Regions from separate parts of the Homo sapiens genome. Here region 2 is linked to region 1. A link is a loop called in an ENCODE intact Hi-C map of the cell type or tissue named here. Cell type or tissue: B cell. All regions are shown on one strand. Links, peaks and the distances in the headings refer to the core of each region. The heading gives the core; the rest is flanking DNA. Region 1 overlaps WWOX (WW domain containing oxidoreductase). Region 2 overlaps WWOX (WW domain containing oxidoreductase).

Region 1 (16,686 bases), core at 4,079-12,078:
AATACAAAATTAGCTGGGCATGGTGGCATGTGCCCCTGTAATCCCAGCTACTCGGGAGGCTGAGGCACGAGAATCCCTTGAACCAGGGAGATGGAGGGTGCAGTGGGCCAAGATAGCACCATTGTATTCCAGCCAGGTGACAGAGAGAGACCCTTCCTCAAAAAGAAAAAAAAAAAAAGAGAGAGAGAGAGAGAGCAGGGTGGCAATCCTAGTGTTATTTTCTTGACTTTGTCCCCTGAGGTAGCAAAGGAGCATGCTAGGGTTTGTGACTGAATTCAGTGCCCAGACCCATAAGACCAGACACAGAAACAGCCAGGGAGTCCCCTGACTGCTCCACTGGCTTCTCCCTCCCACAATTATACGCCAGGTCTCTAATGGAGGAAATAACAAGACAAGGGCCACTGGAGCCTGGTAGCTGAGCCACTCCCCGGGTTCCAGGCAGTCCATCTGGAAATATAAAGTTCTATTTTGTTATACATTTGAAAGTGGAAAAAAGCTGTGCTATTTCAAGTTGTCTTTTTTTTTTTTCTTTAAGAAACTGCCTTCTCCATGAAGAAGTATTATGTGACAAACATTCCAAGTCCCTTCTTATGGTAATACTGCACTTTGCAAATGGCTCGGATCCAATCCAATTGAACATAATAAAATGAAACAATCTGTGCTATCTCCAATAGCTTTAATCTTCACCATGCTAATGATTCCTAAAACCAATGAGCATGGTTTCAAAAAGAAGAAGAAGAAGAGGAAGAAGAAAGAAAAGACACATTCTGCCTCTCCCGATATCAGCCTCCTTGGCAGCTGGGGCTTGTGCTTTTTGTCACCATCATGAACCTCTCAACAGGGTCCTTGGGAAAAGCCTGCCCCATTGCTCTGAGGTCAAAGTTTACATGTGAAACCAACTTATAACAGTCATCATAATGTCCCGTTGCTTGTGATGGTTAACAATGAAACATAATTGCATCCACGATGAAGACTGCCATCTCATTTTGCAAGGTTGGTGAGAACTCCCTAGGGAACAGTTTGGCTACCACCAGGACCTGGTCTCTGGCAATTAGCAATGACAATTTATCTCCATCTACACAAAATGGCCAGGGCTCAGAGCACATGGTTCCTGCCTCGGGTCGGTGGTGACAGTTCCCTGTTGGATTCCTACGGGTAGGACTATGGGGCACAGTTTCTGGATAGTCTGGAAATCGCCCATTCACTCATTCACTTGCATGTATGAATCATGTCCATGTGCTGTGCCATGCAGACCACGCACTGTGCCACGCAGACCACGCGCTGTGCCACGCGGACCACGCGCTGTGCCACACGGACCACGCGCTGTGCCACGCGGACCACGCGCTGTGCCATGCGGACCATGCACTGTGCCATACAGACCACACACTGTGCCATGCAGACCATGCACTGTGCCACAAGGAATGGTAGATTAAACACATACACTTATACATCTTCTTTTAATATAGTGGGGTATGGGCTAAATGAGAAGTATAAACACAGAACTGGGGGTGAGGAAAGGAAGAAAGGCTCCCTGTCTCCCTGTTCCCTCCTCCTCCTGCAGCTACTGATGTGGCCCCGGAGGCTGCAACAGAGTTGATTTATGTGGCATCACTCCCATCCTCTCCCATCCTGCCTCTCCTACTCTTACACACCCCAAAGATTTGGAACTCTGTGCCATCCTCTGCAGTCTCCAGCTTCTGAGTCCTCCTAAGTCAGGTCCTGACCGTTCATGGTGATCCTTCATCCTGTGGGAACCTAACACCCACTAGACTCTCCCAAGCTAAATCTGAATGACACCAGTCTTGGCTGTTTCCTGTATTTCTTTAAAAGTCTACATAGGGGGTATTGGGCATAGTGGCTCACACCTGTAATCCCAGCACTCTGGGAGGCCAAGATGGGTGGATCACCTGGACTCAGGAGTTTGAAACCAGCCTGGAGAACATGGTGAAATCCCCATCTCAGCAGGAAAAAAAAAAAAAAAAAAAAAACCACAAAAATTAACCAGGCATGTTGGTGCATACTTGTGGTCCCAGCAACTCAGGAGGCTGAGGTGGGTGGAAAGCTTGAGCCCGGGAGGCTGCAGTGAGCCATGATCATGCCACTGCACTCCAGCCTGGGTGACAGAGTGAGTCTCAAAAAAAAAAAAAAAAAAAAAAAAAAAGGCCTCGGCAGGCAGGAGTAGTTGCCTCCCAGTTGTTTGGGGCTAGATTCATCCACTTGCAACATGATTTGAATCACGCATTTTCCTCTTTCCTTCCAGGTATCTCTCAGGGCTGATGGGCTTCTCAGAGAGGCAGGTAAACTTGGGAAAACAGGCTGAAACACATATCAGATAACCCAGGGACAGATGCATGACTATGGGGAAAGTTCTAGAAGAGAAAAGAAAGGACAACAATGGACCAAAGGAAGCATTTGAATAGTCTGCATATTCTACAGGCTCTTCTTCCAGTGGAGACAATAATAAATGTTAATAAGAAATAACTCAGTATTTACGAACCCCTTACCATGTACCAGACACAACGCAGACGCTTTTTATCTACAAACTCATTCAATCTCCACTGCAACTCTATGAGGTGGGAACTATTATTTTTCCCATTTCACAAATTTAGTACCCGAGGCCCAAAGCAGTAGGTAATTCTGCCAAAGTAGAACAGTTGGCACATGTGATTTGAATCCAGACCTCCATTTTCAGTGATATCAGCAGACCATGAAAAGAGTTTTGCAATATATTTAAGCTCCTTTAAACAGTGTGCACCCTTTGACTCAGTGATCTTACTTCTGAAAATGTAATCTTAAGAAATAGCTCAATATTATTAATACATACTATATTTATTGATTCAAAACATTCACATGTTACTTTTTAGCCTTACTTATAGTAAGGAAAATTTAGAAACAATCTAAATTTTCACTATTAGGGGAAGAGTTAAAAAAAAAACTACAGTCATAGCCACTAAGTGGAATTTATAGCCATCTTAAAAACGATGTACATGAAAAGCCTATAATATTGTGGAAGGGTATTTTAGTGTTAAGGTCAAAAGCAGAACCAAAACTTCTATAGACAGTATGATTACAAATATGTTTAGATGCCAGGATAGGGGGTGTACAGTAAACGGAAAGAAGCACTGTTTTCCATTTGGTTCCATCTGAAACAGCTATCAGGAAATGATTTGTTTCTGAGCATGTCTGTTATCTCCTCTTAACCTATAGCCTCTTAAACCAGTGCCTTTAGAAAACTCAACCTGACTTTTTTGTTCCTGAGATATTTCACACGGAAAAATAAATTATATCATGGGATTTAATATCTAAGTTGGATAAGTAAAGCTAGGTTCTTTAGCTGATAGGTAAGAAGCCACGCAAAAAAGCTTGGAATCCTCAGAGCTGGTCACACAGTGTATCCAAAATTGATGAGGCACACAGATAGCACCTGGAGATAACTTTTTCCATTCTTGTTCTCAGGTGCAGAACCAAATCACAGCATCTCCTTCCTCCAACTCTACTTTGGAGCAAATTGAGTCCAAATTAGATCACCCATTTCGTCCAATTGTATAAACCACGGCAATACTGCTTGGGAAAATCTAATAGTGTTAATCTAAGAACTGCTCCTGTGCCCACAATAGAATCAAACAAATAATCAATAAGCCTCTAGATATTATAACATCACTGAGTGAAGGACAGAGAAAAGATTGTGTGTGCAGAGGTTGCTGCTTAAATGGGATCAAGTCACAATGCGGGAAGGGCAAAGCCAACACAAAAAAATGACGACGACAGAACTGGGTTGAGTAACATAGTTTATGCCAGAGATGCTAACAGTGCCAGAATCTTCTAGTGGAAAGCATTAGACTGTGTATCTGAATAAGGCGGGCATTTTTTTTTTTTTTTAAGATGGAGTTTTGCTCGTTACCCAGGCTGGAGTGCAATGGTGCCATCTCGGCTCACTGCAACCGCTACTTTCCGGGTTCAAGTGATTCTCCTGCCTCAGCCTCCCAAGTAGCTGGGATTACAAGTGCCTGCCACCATGCCCAGCTAATTTTTTGTATTTACAGTACAGATGGGGTTTCACCATGTTGACCAGGCTAGTCTCGAACTCCTAACCTCAGGTGCTCCACCCACCTCAGCCTCCCAACGTGCTAGGATTATAGGCATGAGCCACCGTGTCTGGCCAAATTTTACTAGTGATTTAAACATCTTGTTCAACCATCAATACTATCTCTGTGGAATTGTTACTATTGTTCCCATGTTACTGATGGAAACATATGAGGTTTAAAGAGCTTAGTTCACTTTCCCTCTTCTCACAGATCCACTGGGCAGTGCCCCAGTATGGACTCTGCCTGGAGGCTCCAGCCCTACATTTCCCTTCAGCACTGCCCTAGCAGAGGTTCTCCATGAGGGCTCCACCCATGCAGCAAACTTTTGCTGGGGCATCCAGGTGTTTCCATATATTTTCTGAAAACTAGGCAGAGGTTCCCAAACCCCAATTCTTGACTTCTGTGCCCCCACACACTCAACACCACATGGAGGCTGCCAAGGCTTGGGGCTTCCACCCTCTGAAGCCACAGCCTGAGCTATACCTTGGCCCCTTTCAGCCATGACTGGAGTGGCTGGGACACAGGGCACCAAGTCCCTAGGCTACACACAGCACAGGGACCCAGGGCTGGGCCCATGAAATCATTTTTTCCTCCTGGGACTTCAGGCCTCTGATAGGAGGGGCTGCTGTGAAAGTCTCTGACATGGCCTGGAGACATTTTCCTCATGGTCTTCGAGATTAACATTAGGTTCCTTGCCACTTACACAAATTTCTGCAGCCAGCTTGAATTTCTCCCCAGAAAATGGGTTTTTCTTTTCTATCGCACAATCAGACTGCAAATTTTCCAAACCTTGATGCTCTGCTTCTTTTATAAAACTGAATGCCTTTAACAGCACCCAAGTCACCTCTTGAATGTTTTGCTGATGAGAAATTTCTTCGGCCAGATACCCTAAATCATCTTTCTCAAGTTCAAAGTTCCACAAATCTCTAGCGCAGGGGCAAAATGCTGCCAGTCTCTTTGTTAAAACATAACAAGAGTCACCTGTGCTCCAATTCCCAACGAGCTCCTCATCTCCATCTGAGACCACCTCAGCCTGGACATTATTGTCCATATTGCTATCAGCATTTTGGGCAAAGCCATTCAACAAGTCTCTAGGAAGCTCCAAACTTTCCCACATTTTCCTGTCTTCTTCTGAGACCTCCCAACGGTTCTAACTTCTTCCTGTTACCCAGTTCCAAAGTCACTTCCACATTTTCAGATATCTTTTCAGCAATGCCCCACTCTACTGGTACCAATTCACTGTATTAGTCCATTTTCACACTGCTGATAAAGACATAACCTGAGACCGGGAAGAAAAAGAGGTTTAATCAGGCTTACAGTTCTACATGGCTGGGGAGGTCTCAGAATCATGGTGGAGGTGAAAGGCACTTCTTACATGGTGGTGGCAAGAGAAAAACTGCAGAAACCCCTGATAAATTCATTGGATCTTATGAAACTTATTCACTTTCATAAGAATAACATGGGAAACACCAGCCCCCATGATTCAATTACCTCTCCCTGGGTCCCTCCCACAACACGTGGGAATTCTGGGAGATACGATTCAAGTTAAGATTTGGGTGGGGACACAGCCAAAGCATATCAGCAAGTCAGTAGCACCTTTAAGGCCCACTTTCTGTATCTTAAAATGGAAAAAACAATATGTGTCTGTGTGTTAAGTGCATAGTGCAATGTCTGGCAGAAAGTCCATACTCAATGCATGTTGGCTCTTAATAGCCTTATCATGACATCACCTTAATTATTTTTAAAAAGCATACCACTAACATAACTAGCATAAGCAAATACTGAACTCTAATTCAGTAATTCAAGGATGACACACCTGCTTAAGTGTTTAGGAGTGAAGCGACTGCTGTCTGCAACTTATTTAGCTTTTTGTTTGTTTATTTGTTTTTGTTTCTGAGACGGGGTATTACTCTGTCGCCCAAGTTGAGTGCAGCAGTGTAGTCACAGTTCACTGCAGCTTCAATCTCCTGTACTCCAGCAATTCTCCTGCCTCAGCTGCCCAAGTAGCTGGGACCACAGGCATACACCACCATGGGCAGCTAATTTTTTTTATTTTTGAAGAGATAAGGCCTCACTATGTTGCCCAGACTGGTCTTCAACTCCCGGACTCAAGGAATCCTCTCACCTCTGCCTCTCAAAATGCTGGTATTACAGGTGTGAGCCACTGCACCTGACCTACAACTTATTTTGAAATGAATCAAGATAGACTGATGGATAGACAAGAGGAATGGTAAATGGATAGAGATGCAAATAGAGGGAAATGTTAATTGTAGAATCTAGGTGGTGCATATCAGAGTACTTACAGTACAATTCTTTCAACTTTTGTGTACGTCTGCAATTTTTCATAATACAAACTGTTGGTAGGATGGCAGTGGCAGAGAAAGAAGAATGACAATAAAGAATGAAATATCGTGGGCAAATCCCACAACCTAATGAGGAGTAAAAGAAGCAAGACAGCAAAGAATGCGTACTGGGTGACTATTTATATGAATTCAGGAACAGAAAACTATGCTGATAGAAATCAGAATAGTGGTTACCTCTTAATGCTGATGGTACTTCTTGCTTAGAAAGGGGAACAGATGAGCCTTCTGAGGTGTTAGAAATGTTCTCTGTCTTGATCTGAGTGGTGTTTACACAGTTGTATAAATAAGTATGAGTTCATTGAACTGTACATTTAATGTGTGTGCACCTTACCGTAGGAATGATACATCTCAAGTTAGATTCTGATGCAAGCAGCTCACATTTTCTGAATGCCCTCCTCTTCCTGTGCCAGGCATTCTTTCTGGGCACTTTCTGATGCATTCACTTGGAAAACCATTTCAGAGAATTGTCTGACAGAATACATTATTTAAGCCTTTAAATGCAATGTGAAGCAATCTCACTTTCTTAGAAAATGACTGTCATCCCTGAGAGTAAGCTTGGCCTACAAGGAAATTATGAATGTGTAAAACTCCTCAGCCTCCTAGCCCTTGTCCAGAGCCTTTGGGCCTTTTCTTGCTTCCTTCACAATCACATTCCTTCTTTTTTTTTTTTTTTAAAAAAAAAAAAAAAAAAAAAAAAGGATGCCTTGCTGACTCCAAATCTCTTCCTTCTGGCACAGAATTCAGCTAATGGGATAGAGAAAAAAGAAGCCACCTCCACATAACATCACACAGAAAGTCATCCACAGGGTGGCTGTCCTCATTAAAGCCTAGGCTTCTCTTCTCTCCTCTGGGAGAGATTCCTGTTCAGATGGCAAGCCTCTCCCTCTTTTTCACCCTAAGACTGTCCCTTTCCAAAGCTCCTTTATGGCCCAACCCACTGGATCATAGGTAGAAGTCACATCCAGACTTGCTCAGGAGCAGCCTGGAAGGAGGTCCTGACAAGAGACAAGGGATCTGTTTAAGGCAACAAAGACTTGGCTGCTGGGTCCATCCCTAATACCTGCCAAATTGTGCTTGATGTAAATCTGAAGGCAATAGGTCTTGGATGCAGTCAATGTGGAACCACAGAATGATTTCTGCAAAATCAACTTCATGGAAGATGTAGCAGAAATAGAGATGCATTAAGATTCAGGACAGCAAGACTACTATGATAACCTGAGGTACTTGTTTAAAAGATAAAGTTCCCCAAGTTCCTCCTCAGACTTACTGAACCAGAAAATCAGGAAGTGATACCCAGAATATGCTTATTTTAACAAGCTCACCTTGGGGATTCTCTTGCACGTGAAGCTGGAAGATCAAAGACTCTTTGTAAAGAGTCCCTTCAGAAGAACAAGCCTTTCATTTATCCCCCCTTACTCACCCATCCATGCACCCACCAACCCACCCATCCATACATCCATCTATGTACCCACCTACCACCCACCATTCCACACACCCACGCATCCATCCATCTACCTATCCATCCATCCATCCATCCATCCACCCATCCATCCATCCATCCATGTATCCCATAGCTATATATCTGCTGAGTGTTATCTTTGTGCCATGCCACAAACTGCAACCTCCTTGATGGTCAAAGACCAAGTTTCCTTACACCAACTAGTTTTACAGAGAACTACATCAATTTAGGCATGTTCAATTATATAATCATCAGTTCATATATAACTATCATGTTTTAAAAACCTTACAGTAATTTCCCTCATTTTTCCTCGTTAATCTGCATAGACCTTTTAACTTCTGATGTCACCATCCCTGCATAAAGGACCCCTGGCTTTTAGGAGACTATGATCTGGAACATAACCATTGAATGCTTGGCTTGAGTCTTTCTTTCAGGGGAACTTGCACCATGAGCTGAGAACACCTGAGTCTCAAGGGCCTGAGGGTCATCATGCCCAGATGTATGGAGCTGATTACTTTTACAGACATCTCATCACAAGTGAGTAAAGATACTCCATGGAGAATACATTATAGATTCTTCTCTTTCCAGAAAGCTAAGATAATTTGGGACCCAAAGCAAGCCCCGTAGGTTCTGAACTTCTTTACTTTTGACATCAAGTCTTCAAAAGAGCTATGTATGTATACAGTAAATAAAGCAACTGAGGCAGAGATTCAGTAAAACAGGATGCTAGTTTAACAAGAAGACAAAAAAAATAAGGTGACTAAATAGAGAACTCCCAAAGCTACATAGGCTCCTTTTGGAACAAGTGCTGTGTACCTCTACTGGAAAGTCATACATCCCAGTAGCTGATGGCACAGGGACCTATTGTCCCTGATGGCTCTCTGTTCCCTCCAGACTGTGAGAACCTTGAAGGTAGAGACAATTTCCTTATTTCTGACCAATGGATCTGTTCCATGCCTGACAGTCATAACTCAATAAATACCTGCTCTCTTGTGGAGATATTTCCTTCTGGGGTAAGAAGGTGACAAAATGAGGCAGTTGTAATCTCCAGTAGATTTAAGCTAAAGCAAATAAATGATTTTCATGAAGTGACAGTCTCCTTTCATATGAAGTATTGAGGATGGTAGAGAGCAAGTCTAGATGGCTGAAGGACAGGTAGTATCAGCCCAGTCACTCAGCAGCAACAAACACGGACTTAGTTTTGAATATACCACAAGCCAAACGTTACGCTAGAAAATATGAAGCCTAGTCCTATCATTTTCTGTCTTTCATAGCTGGAGGTGGGGAGGTCTTTGTCCTATGACCCAAATTAAGGTCATTTTTGGTGTCAGACATTACAAGTCAGGTACTATCTTTTACACCACAACATGGCTTTCTGGAATTAGCTGTTCTTCCTCAGTCTACTCTGCCTCTGAGCCACAGCACAACCCCTTATCCCTCACTCTTTGACAATGACCCTGACCTGTAGCCATTTAGTCTGTCCCACCATGCACCAATACCCACTAACTGGTAGACCTAAAGCACAAATGTCATTGGTATTTCCTTTAGTTAACCAGAAGTCTCTCACCTTATACACACCCTTTATTCTCAACCTTGGTTGCAAATGAGAATTACTTAGGTCATCTAGAAACTCTTGATGCCCAGGCTGTATCCTTATCCAATTAAATCAGACTCTCCAGAAGAAAACCAGGCATCAGGATCTTTTATAGTTCCCCGTATGATTTCCACAGGGTTCAGAACACCGACAGAGGACATCTTTCCCTCACTTGTCTCGGATTCATCAATATGGGCATTTGGTCATGGAAAGGCTCCTAGGCCTTTTGATGTGGTAGTTGCAGGGGGGTCTCATCAGTGTCTGAGCCTGCAGTCTATCCGACAAATTTTGATGAGCTCTTTGATCTTTCACCAAGACACTGGCCTTCCTATCACACTGAGAGTCAATACTACGGGTTCTCACAACCTAGAAGTAGATGGATGGATAGATGGATGAATGGACAGATGAATGGATGAACAGGTGGATGAATGCATGAGTGAATAGATGGATGGACAGATAGATGGATGGCTAACCCTGTGAAGGTTTTTATTATCATACCTGAATTAGCTTGTTAGTGTTATCTTTTCAAATGTTTATGTCCCCTAATGGACGTCAAGTTCCAAAACATGGACATCTCTATCTCTCTTTGCTTTCTCAGGGCCAAGCACAGCACTTGGCTGGCAGCAGATATAGCAACAGGTAAAAAATACATGCCTTTTGAAAAATAAATGAATTAAGTTCAATGCCCTTATTTCTAAGTCTGTACAATATTATTCCAGGAACATAATTTCTCAGTAATGAGAAGAACGAGAACCTTGACGTAGAGATGGCCCATTGATATTTTACTTTCATACTCTACAAGGAAATACCTAGCGGTAAGTTCGGATAAACATTCTAATTGGAAGATGGTCTTACTAATCTCAAGAAAAAGTGGGTAGACAAGCATTTTTAAAAACATTACATTATTTTAATATTAAATGTCTTGCTGTTATAGAACTCCCTTTTTTCACAGATGGGAAACTAAGGCCTAGCAAATAATTTACCTCAGATCTTGAACCCAGAACTCTTATTTTTTAGTCCAAATCTCTCCCCACTAAGCTATGCTCACCCTATGGAGTTGAATGCAACAAACATGTTTTTTTCTTTTGAATCAAAGGAAGAATTTTAAAATTACATAACCTTCCTTCCCCTGTGCCCACTACCCCAACCATGTCCTATTTTCAGATTAAACTATCCAAAGTGGCATTGACGACTTGGTATATTTCATCAAACTAATTGCATCCTGGTGATACCTGCACATACCATGTAATTTATATTTCAGTTGTCTGAGAATACCAAAAGAAAACCAGAGAAACCTTTGTTGTACCACACTTGGTAAAAGGATGGACTCGCATTTCTAGTGGGAGAGAGGGGCAGCACTGTTAAAAAACACTGTTCAGCTTACTTTGGAAACTGCAAGGCACCATAACTTCCCAAATTGGCAAAACTACCTGCTATGGATTGTAGTAAAGTGTGTTTTTAAATTATTTCAGAACCATAAAACCTCTCCATAGAGAGTACTTTGAAAGTGCAAATTAAATATAGAACATCCATGAACTCTATCCATTTTTACAGTAAGTATATATTTCCATGGGGGTTTGTACCATCTTTTTTGTCTAGTTACACTAGTTAATAATGCAGTGAATTTTCAGTAATAGAGTAAATGTTATTTTGATGACACTATTTGATTAAATTAAAGATGACATTAAAAGGACCATTTCAATAAAGAACCGAAATATTCAGAAGTAGCTGGAGCTGAGTGTTTAAGTCAGCTAGTCTGGCGGTCTTAAAAGGACCAAATGGAATTTCCTTCGCCGTGTGAATGATGAGCAAGTTAAGGAACAATAGGACCAAATAATATATCGGAGAATATGAAGGCTCAGATTCCAAGACCCAGGCAATGTTAGTTATTTGAGGCAGGCATACCACGCGCCAGAAAACAGCTCATGTGGCCTTGGGAAAATGTAGAAACGCATTAAATAAAACGAAAGTGAGAGGGCACTGAGATTTGCAGCAAATGTGCTGATGTGGTGACAGTGAATTGAGTTGTTGCACAAACAAAAGAAAGGGCGGATTAGTCATGTGTCCCCCCACGCCCAGCCTCTTCTCTGCAAATTCACAAAGGCACAAGTGGGCCAGCCGCACCAGCGCAGGGACAGCTTTGAGATTAAAACAGGACAAGAGAGTCCTAATTCTTTTGTTAAGGTCTCCGTTCCTATGGTGTTTGCCAAAGAAAAGTTCTTCTCCTAACGGAGAGGTTCACATACATAAATCAAACAACTGCTTGAAAATCCCTTGACTTAAGTTTTTAGAGATAGAATCTGTAGTTTTTAGAGATAGAATCTATCCGAAGAGACATACCTCAGTAACGTGACTGAGTTATGAATCACGGGTATTTCACCAGAAAGAAGACCCGAGATTAAAGGTGTGCAGCAGTAGACATTCTCAGTTCCCACAGAACACCTGTTCTGGTGTCTCAGCCCCAAACACAGGCGACATCCCTATGTCTACAATGAGCCACTGGCTGTTGACAAGTTCAGGCCTGAAGCATTCACATTTGTGGGTGTTTTTACAACTAAAGAGAGACAGGGGGAAAAGAACAATTCAGCTCAAGCTAATATAATTCTTTCTTGTGATCTCAAAACAGCATCATTAGATGCTAAGTTTTCTCAGATAATTATCTGGTCGTCACGCATGTCGGTATCTCAAAATAATTATTTCGTCACACAAAAGGACGGCGGTGTGGTTTGCTGGAAAAGTCGTGTGCCCTGCATTTCAGTAAATATTGCTTCTTTAAGGGCAGATACCTCAGATTGCAACACTCATGGTGTTTTCAACCTTCTGCATATAAAGTGGGAGCGTTTACTATCTTCCCAGTGCAAATCACTTAGACACAAAGGATGATATAGAAAGTCACATGAGGCAAGTCTATTAAATAAAGCATGTGAATAACACACGGAGTCCTCAAGCTGCCAGGAAATTTGTTCTCACCGAAGATACCCACGTACTGGGAGGGACTGCAACTACTCAGAAGTGACAGTAGCAAACTTTCTTTACAAAACATCCTATTTCCCAGAATTTTGAGTGGCTCAAGCCTACATGTTTGAGACACTCTCCTTCACAATTTCCAAAAGTGGGCACAGCATGCCTTCGTGACCTCCTGTTGCCCTCTTTGTTTCCCCTACAGGTCTGAGGCTGGGCTCAGCAGATCCCAAATTTCTTGTTTGTGGCACACTTTTGAAACTCAAAAACACAAAAGGAATTTTTGATGTGTGCACAAAGAGATTAAAAAGTGAAAACAGAGGTATTTTAGGGCAATGAAATTATTCGGTATGATATGATATGATATGACATGATATGATATGATACAATATATGATGTATGATAGATACATGTCATTCCATGTCTGTGAAAACCCACAGAATATATATCACCAACTGTGAACCTAATGAACCTATAGACTTTAGGTGATGATGATGTGTCATTGTAGATTAATCAATTAAAACAAATACAGGCCTAGAGTGGTGGCTCATGCCTGTAATCCCAGCACTTGGGGAGGCCGAGATGGGCGGATCACTTGAGGTCAGGAGTTAGAGACCAGCCTGGCCAACATGGTGAAACTCCGCCTTCACTAAAAATATATATTAAAAAAAAATGAGCTGGGTATGGTGGCATGTGCCTATAATCCCAGCTACTCAGGAGGCTGAGGCAGCAGAATTGCTTGAGCCCTCGAGGTCAAGGCTACAGTGAGCTGAGGTGGTGCCACTGCACTCCAGCCTGGGTGACAGAGCAAGACTCCATCTCAAAACAACAACAAACCCCCAAAACCTAAACAAATACATGGATCTAGTGGGGATGTAGATAGTGAGCCAGGGCTCTGCCGGAGGTATACGGGAACTCTCTGTACTTTCTGCTCAATTTTGGCTCCCCAACTAAAACAGTTCTAAAAAAAAAAGTTTTTTTTGTGTTTTTTTTTGTTTTTTGTTTTTTGTTTTTTTCTAAAGTGAAAAGAAGGCCAGAGGCCAGGCATGGTGGCTCATGCATGTAATCTCAGCACTTTGGGAGGCTGAGGGGGGATGGGAGATCGCTTGAGGCCAGGAATTAGAGACCAGCCTGGGAAACATAGTGAGACCTCATCTTTACAAAAAATAAATTAGCCAGAGGTGGTGATGTACAACCGTAGTCCCAGCTACTCGGGAGGCTGAGGCAGGAGAACTGCTTGAGTTTAGGAGGCTGAGGCTGCCATGATTGGGCCACTGCACTCCATCCAGCCTGGGCAATAGAGCAAGACCCTGTCTCAAAACAAAAAAAACAAAAATAAATTTTAAAAATAAAAAGAAACAAGAAAATAAAAAAAATATAAAAAATAAAGTTAAAAGAGGTTTCATAAAGTAAATATGAATGATTTGCTGGTTTTAAAAAGTGCAGTTATTATCCCTGCAGCCTGGTGTGCTTACACGAGGTGAACTTCGCGCCATCCTAGTTGTGATCCACCCTCACATGCTCCAGTAAAAATAGAATCTCTTTTGGCCCAAGCTCTCTGGGACTCTGAATAACTCACACCTCTCACTTGCCTCAAGTCTGACCTGAGTGCTGCGGCACACCTGACTCATCTCCTCAATGCTCCTCTCAACGGATTTCACTGACGTTGTTGTATGTGCAGCTGTGGAGAATATCTATTTTAGGGCATGAGGGACATGTGGAGGTCCATCTGTGAAGATGCACTGAACATCATTTGAGCACCCACATTGCAGCTCTAGCATATGGCCCTGATCTCTGACCCCTGCAGTCTCTCCTCCAGGTGACCCTAACAGCAAAGTTTCCTTTTCCTGTGGGCCAAAATTCAATATAGTCTTCAACTGTCACTTTCTCTCTGCGGAGTTTCCTGATCAGGAAAGAATACATTCCCAATACTTTGTGGGGGACAATGCAGAAGGATCACTTGAAGCCAGGAGTTTGAGATAAGCCTGGGCAACACAGTGAGGCCCTGTCCCTACAAAAAATTTAAAAATTAGACTGGCATGGTGTCCCGTGCCTGTGGTCTCAGCTACTCAGGAAACTGAGGCAGGAGGATCTCTTGAGTCCAGGAGCTCAAGACTGGAGTGAGCTACAATCATGCCACCGCACTCCAGCCTGAGTGACAGAACGAGACTCTGTCTCAAAAAACATAATAATAACAAATAAATAAATAGAACAAATTGGTCATGTAGCTTTGCTTCCCCATAGCACTTTATATAATTTTTATTATGGCACCCACCACCCCTCACCCTAGACTCCCATTACAGGAATTTATTTATGTGCCTATGCTTCTATATCAAAAAATCATTGAGGTCAGGTCTGTATCTTATTTGTTCTTATTTATGTGTCTGTTTCCAGCCCCTGGCACTGGCTTGGCCTTCGCTGCTGCTCCACAAGTATATAAAGGAAATGGGGCATTTGGGCAGCTCCCTTATTTTTAGCAAGCCACTAGGCTATCAATGCAGATTTTTAGTAAAATATAAAAGTTTCACCATTCATCTATCCATGCATCATTTATCCATCCATCCAACTACTCATTCATCCATGCATCCATTCATCTGTTCATCCACCCAAACATCCATGCATCCATCCAATTATCCAACCATCCAACCATCCATCCCTCCATCCATCCACCTTCTATCCACTCAGCCATGCATCCATTCATCCTTCCACCTATCCATCCACCCACTCACTCAACCATCATCCATCCAATCATCCAACCATACATCCACCCAACCATCCAACCATCCATCCATCCATCCACCCATCCATCTAAAGAATATGCAATCATGCCTACTCTGACAGACATTTTTATGGCAGATCTTAACAATTTAAAAAAGAAAAAGCAAAAGAAAGAAAAGATGACTAGGAACTGAATAAGATATGGTCCTTGCCTTGACATGTGTTGCTATGGAAGAGGAGAAATAACCTATGAAAGCAAAGACCACGTGTTGTTCATCTTTTTGTCTCCTGCAGCATCTTGCACAGGGACTTGGATTCAGCAGCATTTTGTAAATGACTACTGAAGTAATTAATAAAAATAAACGCAATATAAGGCAGCAAGTGAAAAGTGTCAAATAAACTCAAAGCCCAAAAATGCTACAGGAGAGTGGAGAGTGGCTCGATCATGCCCAGCTGCGAACCTCAGGGTAGGTAGAATCTGAGCTGAGACAGAACGTCTGGCTCGACTTTGAAACCAGGTGATGAGAGCAGGCATTCCAGGAAAGAGTTTATCCATTCATGCATGCACTCTCTTCTGTCACTGCCTACCGAAATGCTTGGCACAGAGGTGGACCTCAATAAGAGGTTTTGAAGTACGGTACCCACTGGGCTGAGCTGGGCATTGAGGCAACAGTGGAGGGGACACACTCTCTGCCGTCAATGAGTCCCCTGGGGCAATGACTCTGAAGGAAGCCAACAGTAAACTGGGGGTTAGGAAGACATTATGTAGCCATAAATCAGCAATTTAAACTGCATACATAGAGTGGGGCAGAGGTCCTAAAGGGACTGTTGATGAACAGGTTTCAAATTTGACTAGGTTTGAATTTTGTGTTTGCAATTAGCAGCATCCATTTGCATACAATTAGTGTGCAAAGCCCTTAAAAAGAGTTTGTTCTCTAAAGTAGGTTAAACATGCCCCCCACCCCCCACTATAATTGTGCCTGAGCTATTGGTTTGTTTTAGAAATCTATTATCCTATATAGACCAAGGAGAATCTTTGGCTCAGTCTAGGTCCAAAGGGGAACACTTAGATAGTTATCCTGCCTGGTCAGAACCACGGCTGAACTTCCCAGGGGCTCTAACTTAGGAGGTCAGATTATCAGGAGTGGTCACTGATGATTGAATTTAACAGTCAATTTGGTTGGTATATGGTCAGATTGTCCACCACCACCATGAACAACAACAACTGGAAAAAAAAAAAATCCAGGGAAGCAATAACCACAAATCAGAGAAATGCGTGATTTTTCATGAGCATTGTGTGGTTTTGCTGAAGCCTTTGCTGGCCCATCCATCTTCTGAGCCAGCTTCAGGTTTCCCTTTGATTCCTGTTTCTCTCTGTAGAATTATTCCACAAGCCTGAGCAAGTGCCTCTAAAGCGCAGATTTATTCACGTACTCATTCACTTACTCATTCAATAAACACTTGTTAACAGCTAAGCCTTCTGCTGGGCAGTAGGGATACGTTGGG
Region 2 (16,686 bases), core at 4,856-12,855, 52 kb before region 1:
TACCTTTTATACCTCCTTCACCAGCAAAAGCAAATTGCTTGGTGCTTTCTGGCCTGTTTCAGGCCTACGTGCCTCTGCACTCATGGTTTCCTCTGCCCAGAGGGTACTTGGCATCCCCATCTCTCTTTGTCTTTGCCTAACCCTCTCCTATTCATGTGTCAAAGCTGGTCAATATCAATCCCTATCATTTATCCAGCACTTACTATGTGCCTGCAGAGAGAACGTCACATGGGTGATTTTAACTCTCAGTGAACTGGGTGATACAGTTGCTGGTGTTGGTCCCAGCTCATCCTGGCTCCAGAAAACCTCCTGCTCCTTTATAACTGGCACTTTTTGTGTGTATGTGTGATTGAACAAGCTACAAGCTAGTGCAGACTCCTTAATCTGAGGGTCTGTGGCTGGAACCCTAGAAAGAGGGGGTGTACACAGATGGCCAAAATGTTACATCTTTATTTTTCACTAACATCTGACTGGAGTTTAGCATTACTGTCATTTAGGCAATGCACTGCGATCGTGTGAGAAGCATCTGTGTGTTTGTCGCAATCGAAATCACAGATATTTTCCTATCACGCGAGAGTCGCAGCTATTTCCAAACATCGTTTTCACCCACTGTTTTGATAATTAGTAGTTAATGGACCGACCATGAGCTGTGTTCTTTAATGGGTTAAGAAGGAAGAACATTTGTTACTAGATCCCATGAGTTAATATTTTGACAACTGTATTTTAATATGATTGGTTTCCTCTGTGATCCCGTGCGTTTTATGTATTCAAAACCATTATTCTGCAAAGGGCACCAAATGCCCAAGGGGTCCGTGACACAAAAACAGGTGATGATTCCCAAAGAAAGCGAGTTTCTTGAGAGTAGAGACAATATCTCGCTAATCTTGCATCCTGCGTGCCTTACCCTAGCACCTTGTAGAGCCCAAATATTCCAAGAATGTCAAACAAATGAAGGCAAAGTGACTGAAAAACTATTTTACTGCATGTAGATTTGCAGAATGGCGTTTCCTTGTCTTTATAAACATATTCACGAATTCATTCATTCAACAAATATATAATGGCCTTGTACTGGCCAAGCACTGGACTAGCATTAAAGATTCCATTTTGAATGAGGTAAATGAACATCTCTTGCTCTCCCTGAAAACTTTTTGAAGCTTGTGTATCCTCTTGGTCTTCCACCCATGCTGAATAACTTGGGGTGACCTATTTAGCTACCCACAATTTGATGTCAAGAATCCCCTTAGCTCCCTGACAATCTAAGCTCATTAACATACTCCCTCACTTAAAAAAAAATCTATAAACAGCAGGCTGCCTGCTTTTTATACTTTTGTGGTAGAATTAAACCATCAAACCTCAAAGTGACCACTTATTTTCAGGGAGATTCCGTAATGGAGAGCACAGAAAAGAATCCACACGACGTGTGGGAAGCTGCATGCGTGTTGACATCAACACCCTTCCCCTTGCATCTGTACAGAGCTTTATCCTACTCACCACACTCTCCCTTCTTTTGTCTGTTGATTTTATTATCACATTGGCCTGAAATGTCCCCTTCCCCATCGCCATCTTTCTACCCAGCAAACTTGTACCATGATATACTAATAAAAAGGATGACAATAATAGCAAACATTTATAGATTGTGTTGTATGTGCTAGCCTGTCTTTTCATACTGTGGTTGGATTACTGTTGCATTTAATCCTCCTAACTCCCCTGGGACAGAGACTATCATGATCCCCATTTTATATATGAAGAAACTGAGCCACAAAGAGGTTAAGTTATCGCTCATGGTGATACAGCTATTATAGCAAGTGGCAGAGCCGGAATTCATAACCACTGGTTGGACTTAAGACTCCATAGTTTTGATCACAAAACCCCTTAAAAAGTCACCTCCCTAAGAAGTCTTCCATGACTGCCCCAGGCACTGTCCTCTCCATCCAGCACTGCGCCTTGCAGCATCCTTATGTCTCTCAATGGGTTAAGTTGCTTTATTATAATTGTTCTGCCTCTCTTTTCTTCCTTCCTCCTTTGACTGTTTCAAAGACAAGCACTCTCCCCAGGGAGAGATCTAGCATGTAGTAGTTGTTCATCAATTGTCCAGTGACTATCCACTGCAACCATGCAGATGACATAAGAAAGGCAGAAGTTATTGCCACATGTCAGATAAGGCATGTTAATGATGAGCTCTTCCCCACAGTGGGGATTAGTAGAGAAGTGAGAGGCTAACTGATCACGGCTGTGTGCTTGGTATGGATGCAGTCACCCAGTGAATTAAGTATATTTACCCCCATTAGAGGGAAAAGAACATTGAGGATCCGAGGGGTTGCTTAACTAGCCTGAAATCACCAGCTAGGTTGAAATGACCAGCTAGAAAAGATTAGCTGGGTTTTGAGTCTGATGCAGAAATTAAACTCAAGCCTTCTACCTTTGCTCTCTTCCCTCTCTGGACCACTAACCAAGACCCAGAGGTCTGCCCCTCAGTGTGCCTGCAACAATTACACCCTTAGAGAGCCCGGGGTTGGAGTCTCCCTTGCTTATCCAGTATGCACATGCAGCTGCTTCCTGAGCTCACAGATACGCAGGATACCAGCTTGCTTGCTTTCTGCTTTTGTTTTTTCCCCTAAAAGAGACGATAGTCATGGGCTACATGACAACTTTCAGTCAATGACAGACTGCATATATGATGGCTGTCCCAAAGATTATAATATCATATTTTTACTGTACTATTTCTATGTTTAGATATGTTGAGATATACACATACCACTGTTACAACTGCCTACAGTACGCAGCCCAATCACACGTTGCATAGCTTTGTAGGCTAAGACCAAGAGGCTAGACCATACAGCCTAAGTGTGTGTGTAGTAGACGGCACCATCTAGGTTTGTGTACGTGCACTCCATGATGTTCCACAATGATGAAACCACCTAACCATGCATTTCTCAGAATTGCATCCCCACTGCTAAGTGACACATTTTGAGTCTGATGTCATTCCAACTTTTTTTTTTCTTTTTTTTTTTTTTTTTTTTTTTTTTTTGAGACAAGGTCGCACTCTGCTGCCCAGGCTAGAAGGCAGTGGTGTGATCTTGCCTCACAGCAACCTCTGCCTCCTAGGTTCAAGCGATCCTCCTTACCTCAGCTTCCGGAATAGCTGAAACTACAGGCATGAGCCACCATGCCTGCCCGGCTAAATTTTTAAAATTTTTTGTAGAGATGGGGTTTTGCCATGTTGCCCAGGCTTGTCTCCAACTCCTGAGCTCAAGCGATCCGCCCACCTTATCCTCCCAAAGTGTTGGGATTACATGGGTGAGCCACCACGCCCAGCCCTAACATTCAATTTGTATATTTCTATCCCCATTATTTGCATAATGAATCATCATCCTTGGGTCTATGGGGAACAAAAATTTCAAAGCACTGTATTTAGCACAGAACCACTTGCCGAAAATAGGAAAGACCCTGGTTTATGGCTCTGCAGAATCAATCACTTTCTGGTTGATTTCATGTGGAGGAGGCGGCCCACATTGATTGGGGTGAGCATGATATGTTTGAAACAATCTCTTTGGCTTTGAAATGGTGGTGTCTTATAGACATGACCTCGATTCTGACAATTATCTATTTAATTGGATCAATACAGACAGCCCACTCCCCCAAACCACTGATTCAATTAATCAGACCATTGTCAAATCCCTTCTCCTCTTGGGTCTGTGTAGACACAGACCAAGTGGCAATTTCTCCCAAGATGGGCACAGAGGTCAATAATCCGCTTTTGGATAAAGTATCTGATTGCTCACAAATTATACAAATCACATTGATTACTGACAAATCATAATGTTTACAGAGCACTATTTGGCTTTGGCTCCAAAGCATGAGTAGGTATTTAATTAACAACTGTCAGATATAATTTACACCATTACAATGACCAGAAAATGGCTGATTGCTGATTTTACATACTAGAACAAATACTCTGCAACTAGCCTTGGTAAAGGCAAAATAACTAGGGACTCAACGATAGACAATAAAATCAAATTTCAGTACCGTGTTTAACCGGAAGATTCTTGAAGGCCATGATACCTCTGCCTCCGATTAGAAATGGAAATCCTTTTGCTCATAGGTCCGAGAAACTCTGTAACTAGTTTTGTTTCCCTTTTTTGCCTTGACTACCAGGAAACTCCAAGCCAAATCTTTAGCCCCAGTACATAACCTTTTTGGATACTGTGGTGTGCAAATGTGTATTTTATTCTATTTCGCCTGCTTTTTACTTTTACATGTGTTTTACTACTTCATTGTATATTAAGGATCTAGCCTGGATGTCAGCAAACTACAGTCCACAGGACAAATCCAGCCCACCAGCCTGTTTATGTACAGCCCACCTGTTCTGGATAATCTGTAATTTGTTATGCAAATAATGGGGGTGGAAATATTCATATCAAAACGTGCCATGACAAAATAACCCATGGCTTTTTTAGACTGGTTTTATGAAAAAAAAAATCAAAAAAATATAATTTCATGACATATGGAATTCAAATTTCAGTGTCTATAAATAAACTTTTATCAGAACACGGCCATGCACATTAATTTATGAATTGTCCATGGCTGTTTTTGCAGTAGAAAGGCAGAAGTGAATTGTGACAGACGTCATAGGGCCTGCAAAGCCTGAAATATATACTCTCTGGTCCTTTATAAAAACAGTTTGCTCATCCGTGCTCTAGCCTACCTGTAATTTCTTTCTTTCTTTTTTTTTTTTTTTTTTTTTTTTTTTTTTTTTGAGATGGATTCTCGCTCTGTTGCCCAGGCTGGAGTGCAGTGAAGCGATCACGGTTCACTGCAAGCTCCGCCTCCCGGGTTCACGCTATTCTCCTGCTTCAGCCTCCCGAGTAGCTGGGACTACAGGTGCCCACCACCATGCCTGGCTAATTTTTTGTATTTTTAGGAGATATGGGGTTTCACTGTGTTAGCCAGGATGGTCTCCAACTTCTGACCTCGTGATCCGCCCGCCTTGGCCTCCCAAAGTGCTGTGATTACAGGCGTGAGCCACTGCGCCCGGCAGCCTACCTGTAACTTCTGTGGACAAGGCAAGAGATGGATGGATAGATAACTAGCTAGAGAACACAGAGGGACATAATATACCCGACCTGGAGTTACACTCAGTGCTCATATTATTCTTCCTAATTAAGCTTTGAAGGTGATACCATCTAGGGCAGGGGCAGTGGCTCACATCCATAATGCCAGCACTTCTCGAGGTCGAGGTGGTCGGATCACCTGAGGTCAGGAGTTCGACCCCAGGTCCTATTTTGGAAAACATAATAAGACGATGAGAAAATACACAGAGGGGCGTTATCGAAACTCAGTTAACACGACGTCAGTCTTCTTTAAAAAGCAGTAGTTGAGGTCATCATCTTCTAAGAAGGACTGGGTGGGCCAGGCGGGGCCTGCAGACTTGGGAAGAGGATAAAAACAGAAACAGGAGTTCCTAGCCAGGCGCGATGGCTCATGCATGTAATCCCAGCACTTTGGGAAGCCGATGCAGGTGGATCACCTGATGTCAGGAGTTTGAGACCAGCCTGAGCAACATGGCAAAACCCCATCTCTACTAAAAACACAAAAATTAGGTGGGCATGGTGGCGTGCGCCTATAATACCAGCTACTCAGGAGTCTGAGGCATGAGAATCGCTTGAACCCAGGAGGCAGAGGTTGCAGTGAGCTGAGATTGCACCACTGCACTCTAGCCCAGGCGACGGAGCGAGACTCTGTCTCAAAAGAAAAGAAAAAGAAAAGGAAAAAAACAAGAAACAGGAGTTGCTGCTCGTGGGCAAGTGGGGAAGAGAGTGAACATGCAATGGGAAGAAGACTGCAGGAGGAGCAACCACCCAACTGTGACAGCATCACCGCATCTCATCAGTGGGAGAAAAGTTAAGCAGCAGTTTCATTCCAAAGGAGAGGAAAGAACCCCTAATGATTTCATTGTACTCATTGGGGTACAAGGTATTACAGAAGCCTTCAGAAGCTGCCAGTAGATCCTTTCTTTCTGAAACATTCAGGGCCTTTTGGAGGTAATCGATAGCTTAAATAGAGGATTACAAAGACAGGTTGGAATTTGAGAACATATAGAGATACAAAGAGAGGTAACCGTAACTAAGTCAGGATCAGGCCAGGCGTGGTGACTTACGTCTGTAATCCCAGCGCTCTGGGAGGCTGAGGCGGGCAGATCACGAGGTCAAGAAATCAAGATCATCCTGGCCAACATGGCGAAATCCTGTCTCTACTAAAAATACTAAAATTAGCTGTGAGTGGTGGCACATGCCTTAGTACCAGCTACTCGGGAGTCTGAGGCAGGACAATCACATGAACCCGGGAGGCGGGGGTTGCAGTGAGCCAAGATCACACCGCTGCACTCCACCTTGGCGACAGAGCGACAGTCTGTCTCAGAAAAATAAATTATTTAATTAAAATAAAAATAAATCAGGATCAGAGACGAAACAGCCCATTTTGGAAAAGATAAACTAATAAGAGAAGGAGAAAATATACGGAGACAGGGACTAGGGACATGACTAATCCCACAGTGGTGTGCTTCCAACTCTGGTTGCAGATATGAATATGGAACCCAACCAGTGACCCTCCTCATGAGTTGAACCAGGACTGTTCCTGGAGGTGGCTTCCCTCCAGGAAGTGACTTCTCATTGGAAGGAAAAGAAATAAAGACGTTATAGTTTATTGAGCACCTACTATGCAGCAGACACTCAGGTTAACTCTTAAATCCTCACCATCACTTGGAAGGAAAATATTGTTACTATTTTGCAAACAAAGGAAAAGTGAGTTCAAGAAAAATCAAAAAGCATGTGGAAGGTCACACGGCTGGAAATCATGGTGGCACTGGAATTCTGTTCATCTCAACTTCATCTGTTCAGCTGAGCTTCCTCTGACCCCATTGTCTCGCTTTTTCCCCTTAGCTAGGCCCAGGAAATCAGGCACCTTCTGTGTTTCCTACACTGTCTTATTCCAGGGCCTAAGACCATACCTAGAACACTGCAGAAACTCAGGAGAAGTACTCCAACCCAATGGCAAATCACAGGCAAATGCACAGTAGTGTCCTGTGGCCCCCGACACATCCAAATTTGAAAGACAGAGGTTCAGGATGACAGCAGGAGAAAGGCCCCTTTCATGTCACACGTAGTCCTTGGATTTCTGCCTTTCCATCTTTGATCCCTCGCAGGTACCTTTGCCCAGTGGATACATCCTTCTCCTACATATCACAGAGCATTCCTAGTCCTTCCTGGGTGCCACCACAGGTATCAGTAAATAAATGCTCATTGAAACAGCTGATGCTCACTAAGTGCTTGTAAAAGAGAATCAGATAATCAGATAAATATAAGTTGAACAAAAGTAGGAAACCAAAAATAGCATAGTAAGTAGCCTTGGAATAGAGCAAAACTAACTCGAATCCACTTACTAGTTGTGTACACTCCAGAAAGTGACTCAATTTCTATGCCTTGGTTCTTTCATCTCTGAAATCAGGGCCGAAATGTCCCCTTTGCTGCAGTGACACATGATTAATAAACTATTCAAAGTCTTAGGCACTGAGTAGCTGCTCAAAAAGCAGTGGCTAGGAGTTGGGTTGTTTTTGCCAAATCTGGGGAATCTTCCAGGTGAAAACATCTCTGGAATTGAAAAATCTTAGAAGGATCTGGAGCAACGGCTGGATTTCCCTGAACTGAATGTAGCAACATTTACATTTTTCATACCACGGAAAATTGAGGGACGATCCAGGAAAACATAGACAGCTTGAGAAAATTTAAAGGTTCCACAGTGTTTTTCCATTCGGGGACAATAGAAAACAGGAAAACATTAATAACATGTCACTGCCCGACTGCCAGCAGAACCACCCCAGGAAAGCATCTTTTGGTATAAATCACCGGGTGGGCATGGTATTCTCCCGTCCCATGCGTCATAACCACCCTAACCACTACTCCCATGACCACCATCTCGGGAAGATGTTGAAAACCTTTCAAACTTGACAAAATCCAGGGCCTTCCTTAAATAGGACCATCCCTTCCCAGAAAAAGATCTTGGTCTCTGCCAGCTCAAAGACCCAGCTCGGGCTAAAGCGACGAAATGCAGACGATTGCTCAGTTCCCCAGCGGCTCTCAGGAATTGACAGTCTCTAAATTACTGCCTGAGAAGCATATCGCATGCCAACTGACAAAAGGAGGAGAGCAAAAAATCCTTACAGGCGGCGGAGCATCCTCTCTTCCTCTCTGGGGAGGAGGTGTTTCTGGTGTTCTTGTCGCTGGACCCGGAAACCAAATGAAAAATATGTGATTACAAACACCTGGGAGGGCGGCAGAGCGAGAATGAAAAGTAGAATAAAGAGGACCCCAACCTTCCCCATGTAGGAGGCAATTGGGCTAAAAAAATAAGAAGAAATGAGACAATAAAAGTAACAAATGAACCTGCAATTGCTTTGCTTCCGGGAGCTCCCATCTGATTTCAGATTGGTTCTCCAAGTCAACTTGGGTAGATTAGTGTATCCACGTGATGCAAACCGACCTCCGAGGAGACCCGGGACCCAGGCAGCACAGGACCTAACCCTTGGTGAGTGGGCTGTCCCGGTGGAAGACAGTACACTGAGCAGTGTCTCTGGCCATCATTGTGTGTGCTTTTGCTGTCCCTGTTGCACACGCCTGAGCTTTGAGTGACTTCATGGGGGGACATGCGTTTTACTCTTAGAAGAGCACACAGAAAAAGAGAAACAAAGAAGGGAAAAAAATAACTCCAGGGAAGATAAAAGAGTTACCAGAACTGAGCAGAGACAAGATAGGGATCGGGGCAGTTCTCCTGGGGTCAGACACATCCCTGTACTACTCACCACTCCCCAGCACAGCCTGCTGGCAGATCAGAGCGCATGAGGACAGGCGTATGCATTTTATTTTTAAAGGCAAGGCATTCACTCTCGACCCTGTGGGAGGATGCACAGAGGAAGGCCTCTTCCTGCACAGTGAGCTAAAGCCCTGGGGCTGTGCGGTGGGCGGCAAGTGGCAGCTTTCAGACCAGGGCAGGGAGATACCCTCAACAGGGCAATTCTGGAGGACCACCAACTTCCTGCTCACTGGTAGCATTTCCTTTTTTTGTGAAACGGAGTCTTGCTCTGTTGCTCAGGCTGACATGCAGTGGCACGATCTCAGCTCACTGCAACCTCCAATCTCCCAGGTTCTTCCTGACCTCAGGCGATCCACCCGCCTCGGCCTCCCAAAGGGCTGGGAATACAGGCATGAGCCACCACACCCAGCCTGCTGGTGGCATTTTCTTTGTGATGCCTTTCTTCAGCCAGGCTTACAAACAGCAGCCCAGTCTGCCACGGGCCATGTTGGTGGGGCAGGAGTCAAAGGATCTGGAAGAAAACAGAAGGCTGCACCGAATACCTGCTGTGTTTCAGGGGCTGGCTGGCCACCAGGGGAGGAAAAAAGGGCACGTATACGTCCTGCTTTGTGGAACTTCCAGCCCTTTCCATAGACTATTCATTCTGCCTGGATATTTGTTCCCTCATTCATTGGTTAATCACAGCCATCTCTCTGCCTTGGAGCTGCACCACTCATTAGAGTAGCCCTCAGCCATATGTGGATCTTCAAATTGATCACAATGATATCAAATTAAAAATTCATATGTCCGTCTGCGCAGTGGCTCTTGTCTGTAATCCCAGTACTTTAGGAGGCTAAGGTGGGCAAATCACTTTTGAGGTCAGGAGTTCGAGACCAGCCTGGCCAATGTGGTGAAACCCCATCTCTACTAAAAATGCAAAAATTAGCTGGGCGTGGTGGCAGACACCTGTAATCTCAGCTACTCGGGAGGCTGAGGTAGGAGAATTACTTGAATCCAGGAAGTGTAGGTTGCAGTGAGTCGAGATTGCACCACTGCACTCTAGCCTAGGTGACAGAGCGAGGCTCCATCTCAAAAAGAAAAATTAAGATGTCATACTAGTTGCATGCCAAGTGCCACACAGCCAGATGTGGCTTGTGGCTTTTATACTGGACAGGGCAGAGATAGAAGACATCCATCACTGCAGAAAGTTCTATTGGACAGCGCGGGCCGAGAGCACTGCAAAAGCCTCCTACCCAGTGTCCACGCTTCCACTGTTGGCTTTGACACTTTATTCTCAACACAGTAGCCAGAGGGATCCCTGAACTATTCAGAAGTGAGGGACAAAACAATAGAGGAAAAAGATAGTTCTAGATAAGGAAGTTGACAGAGGCCAGGCACAGTGGCTCATGCCTGAAATTCCAGTGACTCAGGAGGCTGAGGCGGGAGGATCACTGGAGGCCATGAGTTCAAGACTAGCCTGAAGAACATAGTGAGACCCCATTTCTAAAACACAAAAGAGTTTTTTGTTTTTTTGTTTTTTAAAAAAGGGGGCCGGGCATGGTGGCTCATGCCTGTAATCCCAGCACTTTGGGAGGCCAAAGCAGGTGAATAGCTTGAGCCCAGGAGTTTGAGACCAGCCTCGGCAACACGGCAAAAACTCATCTCTAAAAAATGCAAAAAAAATAGCTGGCTATGGTGGCACATCACAGTAGTCCCAGTTACTTGGGAGGCTGAAGTGGGAGGATCGACTGAGCCCAGGGAGGCTGAGGCTGTGGTGAGCCATCACCATGTCACTGCACTCCAGCCTGGGGGACAGATTAAGACCCTGTCTCAAAAAATAAATAAATAAATAAATAAATAAATAAATAAATAAATAAATAAAATAAAAAATAAAAAAAGGAAGACTATGGGGGATGAAAACCAAATGCAAGGGAATTCTCAGATTCCAGATCGAACACCAACAGAAGTTCCAAAGGGGGCAGGATTGGAGACATGAAAATTTGAATGTAGAGGGCATATTAGATAATACTACGTAATAGTGTTAATTTTCTTAGTGTGGATGTGAAATGGTTGCATAGAAGAATGTCCTTATTCTCAGAAGATGCCTGCTAAGGAATTTCAGGGTGAGCCGTGATGATGTCTGCAACTTTTCAATGGTTCCAAAAAAGTGTGTGTGTGTGTGTGTGTGTGTGTGTGTGTGTGTGTGGATGTGTGAGTGAGTAGATATGTAACCATACATATCATATGTAAAGATACATGTCACATATATAAAGGTATACTTATCATATATTTATATACAGAAGTAAAGATGGTGAGATGTTAGAAATCATCGTAAGCCAGATCGTGCTACTCCTCTACTCAGAGCCTGCCCAAACCTCCCTATTTCTCTCCAAGTAGAAACCAAAGCCATGGCAGGACCTCCGAGGTCCCACACAACATGACCCCGTCTGCCCTCTCGCTCTCTGTTCCCATCTCCCGCACTCCTCACCACACAGGCCACCAGACTGTCACTGAACCCCCACCCCCGCCCCAGTGTGCTCTGCCCTTAGGGCCATGGTTTCCCCTCTGCTGGCAGCATCGGGTCCATGTCCCTGGAAGGTTCCCATCTCTACCCCTTGGTACCCATGGCCAAACCTCCTCTGCCTGGAAGCCTTCCTTGACCACCCAGAGAAACAATCCACTGTCTTCTCCAACTTCTCCGTCTCCTCCTTCCCTGATTTGTTTCATACCACTCCCTGCCTTCTCATATGTTATTTATCATATATTTATTTCATGAATTGTCTGTTTCTTTGCCACACCTCACAGGGCAGGGGCTTTAATCTGGCTTATTCCCTGGGGGATCCCCAGGGCCTGGAGCTGTCCCGCCATCACCTGTGGATTGGTCAGGGATGCCCTGCCCAGTGGCAGGTCCTCCGTGTTCACTTGATTAGCAAACATAGGTCCTTTGAGTCCTGGGGTTCCAGATCTGTCTCTGAAGCTGCCACTGAGTTAAAGGCCCTGGTCCCATCTGTCGCCTGAGGCACCTTCCCTCAGCACACGCCACTCTCTAATGTGAGTGTCTCCCTCGTCTGCTCCTCTCTGAGTCCCCAGCTCCTCACTCTTGTCTGGCACACAGCAGATGCTCGGTAAGCATTTGTGAAAGCCTCCTGGGGAAGCCAGCCTTGTAAATAAACACTTGTTTCATGGGTGGATTATTTTTAAAAAGCAAGAAGTCTAGGCATGAGTAAGGTGGAGTGGGAACAGAGGGACATGGTGGGTGAGCAGCTGGCCAAGGCCTTTGCAAGCATAGCAGCTTGCTCAATTCTAGGCATACTCAAGACCCATTATTCTTCCTTTCGCTTCTGAAGTCCTAGGATACTGAGGTTCAGAGAAGGTCAATGACTTGCCCAAGGTCACACGTTAATAGACAAATTATCAAATTTCTCTCTCAACTTGATAAGTTCCAAAGCTCAGGTCAGGACTCACTCTCTCCAACCACCTTCCCAGATGAGGTCGAAGCCCCCATGATAGGTACAGTCTTGTGTGTCCCCCTCCTCCTTCCCATGTACCATGGTTGCACCATTCCATTTCTTCCTTTGAAAATTTGATGGGTGCCAGGAGCGGTGGCTCACACCTGTAATCCCAGCACTTTGGGAAGCTGAGGTGGGTGGATCACCTGAGGTCAGGAGTTCAAGACAAGGCTGGCCAACATGGGGAAACCTTGTCTTTACCAAAAATACAAACATTAGTCAGGTGTGGTGGCATGTGCCTATGGGCTGAGGCAGGAGAATCGCTTGAACCCAGGAGGCAGAGGTTACTGTGAGCCGAGATCGCACCACTACACTCCAGCCTAGGTGACACAGCGAAAGTCCATCTAAAAAAAAAAAAGAAAATTTGATGATGGGCCTCTAAAGTCACAGAAGCCCCAGTGTCTCCTTTTGCCCACTCCTCTCTTCCCAACCGTAGCACAGTTCCTTGCCCCCAGTTAGAGCTCCATAAGCATTTGTGAAAAAGAGCCACAGCAGTGCAGAGCAGCAGCCCCAGCCACAAAGATTCCAGAAAGCGCCCCTTCATTCATCTGCAAAGAGCAGGAGAAACTTTAAGGCTATAGTGCCCAAACCGTTTGTAACACTCAAGTGAACTGGCATTCACATCATCTTCCTGCTTTCATTAAACAGTTCCACATCACTCACCTAGTGAATGGGCCTTTTTAGCAGGGAAGATGATCATCCATTAAGCCTGGAAGGGCAGGAGGCCTGCGGACACCTCTGCCCCCTCTGCCAGCTCCGTGGATCCCTCTAAATAATACAAGGCTTGTTTGCAATCAAGTTAGAACATGTTTAATGGTGAATAAATCTGATGCTGAATCGGGATAATTGCACTGGCGTCACAGAGCTGACTCAATACCTGGCCAAGGCATCCCATATTTAGAAGGGTGGAGACATTTTTAGCTCGCCTTTGTGTGTGTGCGCTGCTCATTATACACACGTGGCTCCAATTAAAGGCCCTGCCACCTGATCGGGGCCCCCTGGTCTCCGGCTGCAGGTGCACGTTTGTGGGGCTGGAAGACAAGGCCTGGGACAGGTGCTGTGATCTCCCTTTGTTTGCTGAAACCAACAAACAGCAAGGTCAGCACCTTCAGGTGAAGGCCAGGTGCTGGAGGGAGTGAAGGGAGTAGGGAGAGTGACATCAGTATGACCTGGTGTCGGGAGCATGCCCAAGCTCTGTCCTTCCATGGCCTTTGGCATGGTGCATAATGCTTCTAAGTCTCAGTTTCAACATCTGTGAAATGGGGATTTCACAGACTATGGTAGTCAGGATTCAAGATGGCCCCCAAGACTTCCATTTCCTATAGAATCCCCTCTCTTGAGTGTGGGCGGCAACTGTGAATATGATGGGATAATTTGCCCCCCTGAGTGAGTTAGGCTACCAAGCAAAGGGGGAGGAATTTCGCAGATGTCATGGAGGCCTGAACGCAGTTGGTTTTGCATTAATCAAAAGGGATTCAATCCTAAGTGGGACTGATCTAATCGCTAGGCCCTTAAAAGGGGCTGGGCCCTCACTGAAGAGAGTGACTCAGAGCATGGGGGAGCCTCCTTCAGTCTTGAAGAAGCCAACAGTCATGTTGTGAGGTCATCTGTGGATAGGGCCTGAGAGCCTGAGAATAGCCTCTAGGGGCTGCAAGGGGCCCTCAGTCAACAGCCAGCAAGAAAACAAGCACCTCAGTCCTACAGTTACAAGAAAATGAATTCTGTTAATAACCAAGGGCCTCTGATAAGACCCCATCCCTGGCTGACGCTTTGATTTCAGCCTCATGAGACCCTGAGCAGAAGTCCCAGCCTGAACCAGGACTTTTAACCTATGGAGCTATGAGATAACAAATATACTAAATTTGTGGTAATTTCTTACACAGCAAGAGATAGCTAACACAATGAAAGTAACTACCTCCCAAGGTTGTTATGAGGAATCATTTGCATGCACAGTGCTTTGTAAAGGGCTTGTGACACCATGAGTGACTAATAAAGGGCAGAGGTTATGATGATTACTTTCTCTACCATTATTAGTCAATGATAAATATTAAATAGCTTTGGTATCCGAGAAAGAGCTCTCCATTCACATCCTGGTTTTGCCGCTAAGCAGCTATATGATACCGGGTGAGTCACTTGATGAAATCTACTTCTTCATCTGATAACAGTGCTTTCCTTATAACTCTGCAGTGAGGTTTAAGGAGATAATAATTTTAAAGTGCTTAGCTTCTGCAAATTCCCTTTTGCCATATAAAGTAGCATGCCTATGTAGTGGGGATTCGGTTATGGATATTTTGGGTGCTCTTATCCAGCTTGCCCTACAAGGCCTTCATCATCTTTCTCCCGGATCCTTGCAACAGTTACTAACAATCCCCTGGCCTCATCTTCTCCAATACATCCTTTCGAAGGCAGCCTGAGTGATTTCTCTGAGTGTCTCAGGGCCACTGTGTTTGCCATTCCTTTTGCCTGGAACACCTTTCCAGTTCTTCACATCATGAGCCCTTTCCTCATGTTTTAGAGTTTCTCAGGGGCCCTCCCCTGATTACTCTATTTATGTAAGTCCCTCCCTTTGTTATTCTCCAGCAAAGAACCTTTTTTATTTCACCCACACAACTTACACTTACTGTAAAAACTTGACTTTCTCGTTGACTTCTTCAACGCCCTTCACCCTCACTGGAACATAAGTTTTGGAAGTGCAAGGATCTTGTCTGTGTCATTTGCTATTGTGACCTCTCTGCTTGGCATAGCGCCTGGCCTGTGACAAAGTGCCTGTGGAAGGCTGGATAATGGTCCCCTAGAGATACCCCCATCCCACTCACCAGAACCTGTGAATATGTTAGGTTACGCGACAAAGGGAAATGAAGATTGTGGGTGGAACTGACGTTGCTAATCAGCTGATCTTAAAAGAGGAAGATGATTCTGGGTCATCCAGTGGGTGCAAAACTATCACAAAGGTCCTTAAAGCGGAAGAGGGAATCTGAAGAGAGAGCCAGAAGGATGCCAGCATGAGAAAGACTCAGCCAGGTGCTGTTGGCTTTGAAGATGGAGGAAAGGGACCCTGAGTCCATGAAGATGGGCAACCTCTAAGAAACGGAAGACGCAAGGGTACAAGCTGCCCTCTAGGGCCTCCAGAAAAAGCCCAGCCCCACCTACACCTGGATCTTAGCCGAGTGAGACCTGTGTTGGACTCCTGCCTTATGGGACTGTCAGATAATACATTTAGGTTTTTAAGACGGTACATTTGTAATCATTGGTTACAGCAGCAATTGAAAACAAATACAGTGCCTCACAAATGTCTGTTGGATGGAAAATGGAAGGAAAAAAAAAAAGCGTAACTCAGATCAGGGGCTAAAAGCATTCAAGAAATTTTTGTTATCTACAGCTTAGAAACCGAAACTCTAACCTGGCACCTGATGCCCTTGTTAGGCTAACCCCATGCCCCTCCCCAGCCCTGTCTTCATCCTCTGCCGGTGCCATGCAGACACTCTAACCTGCTGAGGCCCCCGGGTCTCTGCACGGCTGTGTGTCCCTGGACTTCCCGCGCTTCACATCTTCTCCTCCATTCCCAGGACAGGTCTCCTCTTTGTGCAACTCATCAAATGCCACTTATCCTTAAAGACTGGGAAGTCTTTCCTGCCGCAGGCCAAACTTGTCACCCCATCTTCTGCTTTCTGTAGTTCAATCTCAGCGCTCATTGTCTTTGTTGCCAGCCACTGCCACCCTCACCCCACTGGACCAGGGACTTCCCTAGCGCAGTGACCATGCCTTGTTGATATGGGTTCACTCAGCGCTGAGCACCAGGCCTAGCACATAAGAGGTGACCGCAAATGGTTGCAGAGAGGGGACTAAACACCTGCCGCCTGTCCCCAGGAATGGCCAGTGGGTAACCAGAGTATGGATGGGTTTCTCCCAGGGACCAGGGCTGCCTTCTGTTCTCATGCAACTTCACCAAGGTTGAGTTTCTCTCTTGGCCTGAGCTATGTTCTACTGGTCACTCTGGAATCCATATATGGTGGCCTGAAAGGGTCCCTAAAATGCATGTCCACCCAGGGCCTCAGAATGTGACCTTATTTGGAAATAGGGTCTTTGCAGATGGACTTAGGTAAGATGTGATTACAGTGAATTAGGGTGGGCTCTAAATCCAAGGACTGGTGTCCTTATAAGAAGAACATTGAAGACATAGAGAGACATGGACAAGGAAGATGGTGGTGAGAAGACAGAGGCAGAGATGGCAATGAGGTGACAACATGCCCCAAACACCAAAGGTTGCCAGGAAATACCTACAGGCCGGGAAGAGGCAAAGAGGACGCCCCCATAGAGTTTTCAGAGAGAGGAT

What was found. A loop is a pair of places that touch in the nucleus more often than their neighbours do. Peaks named below come from ENCODE experiments on the same cell type or tissue, not always from the same donor. Only the 100,000 strongest peaks of a DNase experiment are listed, where the experiment ranks them.
Region 2: it touches region 1 in a loop (2.0-fold over the local background); 2 of 110 quality-filtered maps call a loop at or near these places.

What each region holds. Positions count from the first base shown.
Region 1 is chr16:78,952,762-78,969,447 of GRCh38, reverse strand. All of the region lies in intron 8 of WWOX (WW domain containing oxidoreductase), which reads right to left. Among named protein-coding and RNA genes, the nearest start is that of WWOX-AS2, 460 kb to the right of the region's middle. RefSeq lists enhancers at 876-1,376, 1,377-1,877. In B cell, for the core only: no CTCF peak of the experiment used is centred there; DNase peaks (open chromatin) are centred at 6,657 and 7,727; H3K4me3 peaks cover 594 bases; H3K27me3 peaks cover 1,288 bases.
Region 2 is chr16:79,005,500-79,022,185 of GRCh38, reverse strand. The region is part of intron 8 of WWOX (WW domain containing oxidoreductase); the gene reads right to left. Among named protein-coding and RNA genes, the nearest start is that of WWOX-AS2, 510 kb to the right of the region's middle. In B cell, for the core only: no CTCF peak of the experiment used is centred there; a DNase peak (open chromatin) is centred at 9,035; H3K4me3 peaks cover 405 bases.